Regions from separate parts of the Homo sapiens genome. Here region 2 is linked to region 1. The links are chromatin loops, found by intact Hi-C in ENCODE. Cell type or tissue: CD14-positive monocyte. All regions are shown on one strand. Links, peaks and the distances in the headings refer to the core of each region. The heading gives the core; the rest is flanking DNA. Region 1 overlaps NF1 (neurofibromin 1). Region 2 overlaps NF1 (neurofibromin 1).

What was found. A loop is a pair of places that touch in the nucleus more often than their neighbours do. Peaks named below come from ENCODE experiments on the same cell type or tissue, not always from the same donor. Only the 100,000 strongest peaks of a DNase experiment are listed, where the experiment ranks them.
Region 2: a loop joins it to region 1, with 2.1 times the contacts of the local background. A loop is called at or near these places in 5 of 110 quality-filtered maps.

Annotation. Positions count from the first base shown.
Region 1 is chr17:31,363,745-31,366,665 of GRCh38, forward strand. The region is part of intron 57 of NF1 (neurofibromin 1); the gene reads left to right. Among named protein-coding and RNA genes, the nearest start is that of RAB11FIP4, 26 kb to the right of the region's middle. In CD14-positive monocyte, for the core only: no CTCF peak of the experiment used is centred there; no DNase peak of the experiment used is centred there.
Region 2 is chr17:31,293,296-31,296,216 of GRCh38, forward strand. The region is part of intron 36 of NF1 (neurofibromin 1); the gene reads left to right. OMG (oligodendrocyte myelin glycoprotein) reads right to left here. Exons shown (of 2, transcript NM_002544.5): 2 at 1,352-2,921. The coding sequence ends at 1,714. Among named protein-coding and RNA genes, the nearest start is that of OMG, 2.5 kb to the right of the region's middle. In CD14-positive monocyte, for the core only: no CTCF peak of the experiment used is centred there; no DNase peak of the experiment used is centred there.

The sequences.
Region 1 (2,921 bases), core at 287-2,786:
TTTTTCCCCCTTTGGAGACAGTGTCTCGCTCAGTAGCCCAGGCTGGAGTGCAGTGGCGCAGTCTTGGCTCACTGCAACCTCTGCCTCCTTGGTTCAAGCTATTCCCCTGCCTCAGCCTCCCTAGTAGCTGGAATTACAAGTGCACACCACCACGCCTGGCTAATTATTGTATTTTTAGTAGAAACCCGGTTTCCCCATGTTGACCAGGCTGGTCTCGAACTCCTGACCTTAGGTGATCCACCCATCTCAGCCTCCCAAAGTGCTGGGATTACAGGCTTGAGCCACGGCGCTCAGCCATCTCATTTCTTTATGGCGTTGAGTTTGCTTATATCAAAAAACCAAAAGAAAGTTGTCCAGATTCCTAACTCAGTCTGGCGTTTCAACTTTGCTGTTTAGCTGTATAGAAACCAAAACATTTCCTTATCTCCATTCCCAGCAGCCAAGTCTCAAGCAGTAGTATTGAAAGAAGTTCTCTGTCATTCCCCGATATGGAGCATAAGTTTGATTTACCATCAAATTACCCAACATCAACCTATACTTAGTCAACTGAGATTTAAACAGATAAAGGTTCCATTGCCCTATTTCAAAAAGCAAATGTTGCTGATCTGCACGCATTCAATCCTTTGCTATAAATGTTTCATGTCAATGCAAAACTCTTCATTCTAGATCTTTGATGTTTAGCAGGATCAGCTACTGAGCTGTATTTTCTTTTGTCCAACATTTTCTACTAGCAAATCAACAAAATAAGAGATTCATGAACCTCTCCTCCTCCCCCTCCTGCCCCAGCATTAGGTCTTACTTAAATTAAACATTTGGGCAGTATTTCGTTAGTTACCAGCTTTGAGGAGAAGTGGTAGTCACTTACATAAAGCAATTGTCTCTGAAAATGCATTCTTCTTGACAAATTAGCATAGCCTAATTCTCCATCCTAAGGGGGACTGTTTTACAAGTCTACATATAAAAGTACCTAAATGGTTGTCTTCTGAATCCCTCCCTAGTAGAAATTGAATTTGGCATCAGTGGAGCCAGTGACTGTACCTGGGATTCAGTGCATATAGAATTGCATTGACTGTGACCCTTTAGGCAAATGGATGTAAGACTTTGGCTCTTAGGATTTTCCCAAACACCAATAAGAGCATCTTGAAGAGAATCCATTTACTTTATGATATATAAGGATATTTCAGGTTTGATATTATGATCCTTATTAGGTCCAGTCTAGCTGAGCTGGACATGAATTGAAGAACCAGAATTAGAACTAGAAAATGAAACCCAGGCTGAGTGCGGTGGCTCACGCCTGTAATCCTAACACTTTTGGGAGGCCGAGGCAGGTGGATTGCTTGAGACCAGCCTGGGCAACATGACGAAATCCCATCTCTACAAAAATAGAAAAATTAGCCAGGCGTAGTGGCATGCATTTGTAGTCCCAGCTACTTGGGAGGCTGGGGTGGGAGAATCACCTGAGCCGGAGAGGTCAAGGCTGTGGTGAGCTGTGATCATGCCACTGCACTCCAGTCAGGGATTGAGAACCTATCTCAAAAAAAAAAAAAAAAAAAGAAGGAAAGAAAGAAAATGAATTAATAGGATCCATTTCCAAAGCATTAAAATTTAATATATACTTTATCAGGGTCTTCTGATATTCTTCAGAGGAGAATTGTTGTAAGTTAATTCAATAAACATTTGAATACCTGTTTTGTAGGTGTATGTTAAGTATGTATTAGAATCCTTGATCACCAGAGACTTGACGGTTTTTGCCTTGAAAGTTATTTCCTTCCGATCCATGTTGTTTAACAAATTCTAAGTGTGCACTATTTTTTTTATTTTAAATACAAGATTAATACTATAGTGCACTGTAGAAAATACCAAAATTCCAGATATTTATCCTACATATATGTATTGTTTACTATATGCAAGGGGCTCTTAGACCCCAGGGGAGCAGAGGGGCTGCCAGGGCATGATACCTGCCTTCAATATATTTCAGATCAGAACGGGCAGTAGAATGTACATAGATAACTATTTTGACCTCTATTGTGATACCTGTCATGTTGTACCTTGTACTATATAGTATTCTGATAGTTCAAAGGGACATTTGTGTGGAAGGATCATGTAATAATTATGGCAAAAGTTTTATAACACATTTTTCACCTCAAAAATGTTTTTAAACAAAACAAGTAAATTCGTGATCTATTTAATTTTTTTTTTTTTTTTTTTGAGATGGAGTCTTGCTCTGTCACCCAGGCTGGAGTGCAGTGGCACGATCTCAGCTCACTGCAACCTCCGCCTCCCAGGTTCAAGCAATTCTCCTGCTTCACCCTGCTGAGTAGCTGGCACTACAGGCACCCACTACCATGCCTGGCTAATTTTTGTATTTTTAGTGGAGACAGGGTTTCACCATATTGGCCATGCTGGTCTCGAACTCCTGACCTTGTGATCCTCCCACCTCCACCTCCCAAAGTGCTGGGAATTACAGGCATGAGCCACCGCACCTGGCCTAAAATTTTTTTTTACTAGGAAAAAGGCTTTAACTTTTTTTTGTTTGATCAGCTCATTTTACTGTTAGTATTGGTGCGTGAATTTTTTAGAACAAAGACATACTTAGTTCATCGTTACTTTAGACTCCCTTCTTCCATTTTTATTTCTGGCCTTGGTCCAAGCCTACCAGTCATTCTCTCACTTTGCTTCTGTAATGTAGACCTTCTTCCTGAGAAGCTGGCTAGATCAGGTAGTGATCATAACATTCCTAAACCAATAGTGCTGATAGCTCTGTGTACGGAGGGATATTTCATCTAAACCATTGCTCTAAACTTAGACTTGGCTCTGAGTCAGTAATACTTCTGTTTACTAGGTTTGAAATATCTCCCTCTTAGCTGGGCACAGTGGCACATGCTTGTGGTCCCAGCTACTAGGGAGGCTGAGGTGGGAGG
Region 2 (2,921 bases), core at 270-2,769, 70 kb before region 1:
TTAGTCCCTATCATGGATGGTGAAGGTACTAATCAGTGTTTGGGAGGGAGTGGAGATAGCTTCCGTATATAGAGAGGTAATGCATTTTAAAATCATTTAGGGGACTTTTTCAAATAATCCTGTTTCTTCATGGTGAGATTCCCTGACACAGTGAGCCAATCAGGTTTGCTAAGGCAGAAAATGTTCGAGAGCCACTGTACTAGACAGCATGAAAGATGACTGTTTTGTTGAAGCTTAATGGTAATTTTTCCATAATCCTGGTCCTTAAAAAGCAAAAAAAAGAACACATTAGAGTGTTGTTACTTTTCTCTCTCTCAATAGAAATGTTCCTAAACCAGCAAAGGAGGCTATCTGAATTTTTAAAAGTTTTTACGAAGGAACATAAAAATTCCTTTCTCTATCTTTTCCCACCTCTAGAAATGCTTGAAATGAGATTCTGCCTTACGTCTCACAAATTAAATACCACATTTGTGTCTCACCCATCTCAGTTATGCTGTCTTGCATTTTAATCAATCCTGTTTCAGGACTTCTTTTGCTGCCTTGTGGCTGTTTCTTATGTTTGTCACTAATTCATAAGTTGGCTAACTTTTATATTTGTAGAGAATTTCTCAGTGATTTTCTTCTAGTTGGAGTTCCAGTGTGGTTTGATTTGGAGTGTCAAGATCTCTGTCCCATGCCTAGCCTTAGTCCTCAGTCTGTTTTACTGGGTTCACCACCTGGTTGTAGTACCAAATGCCCTTTTCCCTTTCCCTCTCTCCTTCCTCACTTCCTCAGTACTGCCCAAGTTCGTCAGACCCAATGATTTTATTCTTAAGCTAATCTTATTTTTAATTTAGGTAATTCTGATTTCTGATTTGTAAAAGATAAATTTTCTTCTCCTTCATGTAGTAGGATTTTAATTTTGTAAATATTTAAATTCTCCATTAATGGTGTGTTAAATCTGCACTAAAACTGCTTCTTTACATGTTTTTAAATTTTTTCATTATGTTTTTAACACTTTTCTTACATGCAAAAAACACAACCGTTAAACTTTTCTTATTAAAATGCAAAGCCTAGTGTCTTCTAGCTTTTTGAAGAGCTTTTGTCCATTATATAATCTGTCAAGTAGCCAAGAGTTCCTCAGAAGCAGGACATCATTTAGATTTAAAACAATTATGGCTTGTCTGTAAAATAATGTTGTAGCATAACCATTCATGGGATGGCAGCTACGATTTTACTTCAGTAAAATATCCTTGGATACTACCGCCATTTTATTTACCTTAAAGATTTTACCAAGGTACCCTAGAACAAAAATGGTGAGGTCATTTTGATTCTGCTAAAGTTGGTATGACTGGAAAGCCAAATGACACAGTTATGAGCATAGACCTTTTATTTTCCAGATGTTTGACAGTGTAAACATACATAAAATACATATTAAAGTTTAGATGCTTTATATTTTGTGCAATAAATTGAAGCCTTAAAACATTTCATTTTTTTTATAAAAGAAACTCATTAGTTTACTTAATTAAGACAGTAAAATAGCAGCAAGTACCAAGACATTGTGCATTTCTTTTATTTAAGACAAGTTACTTCATTTACATCAGAGTTAGAAATGTTAAGACTGGCTTTCTTGAATACTTAAATATAGCTCGAATCACTGGTTAGATATGGACATATTTTCCCAACTGTACATCAGGGAGGAGTGCTTTCATTAGTTTCAGAAAATGCAGACCCTCAGACAGCCAGCATGACCACAACATTGAGCAATAAGAGAAATGAAGCATTTACTTTCCAAGCATTTGCCACAGAAGGTAATGGAGTCTTTACATTTGTGGTTGTCTCTTCCCTCCATAAGTTAAGGGTTGTGCTTTGTTGAGGCATTTCAGAGAAATTATTTGGCATGCCACTAGTGATACTTAGGGTCATGGGTGTTGGGGATGATTTTGTTGAGCTAGTGAGGCTTGTGTTTGTGACCATTCCATCTTGGAGATGAATAGTTAGAGTTGCAGCTGCTGCTTCATGTGAATTGATAGTCTCTGTGGATGTATCTTCTGGATAGGGCACAAAAGCCTTATCAGTGCTAGTAAAGGTGGTGTCTTTGCTTAGAGTGGCACCAAACGTTGTTTCCTTTGTTCGATATTGTTTGGGTATTTTGGTCACTTTGGGTTGAGTTACCACACTCAGAGAGTTAATGGTGTCCACTGTCTGCATCCCACTTACAGTGAATAAGCTTGAGGTAAATCCAGAAGGTGTGGGATACATGTTATGTTCCTTTAAAGATGATATTTGGGTAGAACATGGAGTCCCTATCACATGGGCTTTTGTTTCCATCATCCACTTCAGTAAGTAAGTAATGTTTTGTTTGTGGTCACATGACCACCTGTTATTGTAAAGGGTTATCTCTTGCAACTGAAAGAGTTGGTCAAAAGATTGGTCTGGAATGAATGTGAACTTATTGTTGTGCAGGTAAAGATGTGTGAGATTTGTCAGGTTTATTAATGTACCTGGAAGAATTTGTGTCAAAGAATTATTAGACAGGTCCACGATATGTAGTTTGGAGGGCATGTTGGTTGGAACTGTCCAAAGTTTGTTACTACTGAGGTTGAGAACCTCGAGACTTCTTAGTGTATTTTTAATGAGGACAACCTTTTCCAGCATGTTCTTAGAAACATCCAGATATTTAAGATTCCACTGATAAGCAGTATCAGATTTGTCAAGAAGTTTAATGTTGTTGTTAGCAGCAGACATGTTCCACAGAGACCGAGGTAAGTGAGCAGGCAGGCTTTCAAGCCTGTTGTTTGAAATGTCCAGGGTCCTCAGATTGGTATATTGGGTTAACTGGTTATGCAGATCAGTAAAGTGGTTATAAGACAGGTTTAAATGTATAATATTCTCTTGCAGTCCAGATGGTAATGTAGACAAGTTTCTGCCTGAACAGTCCA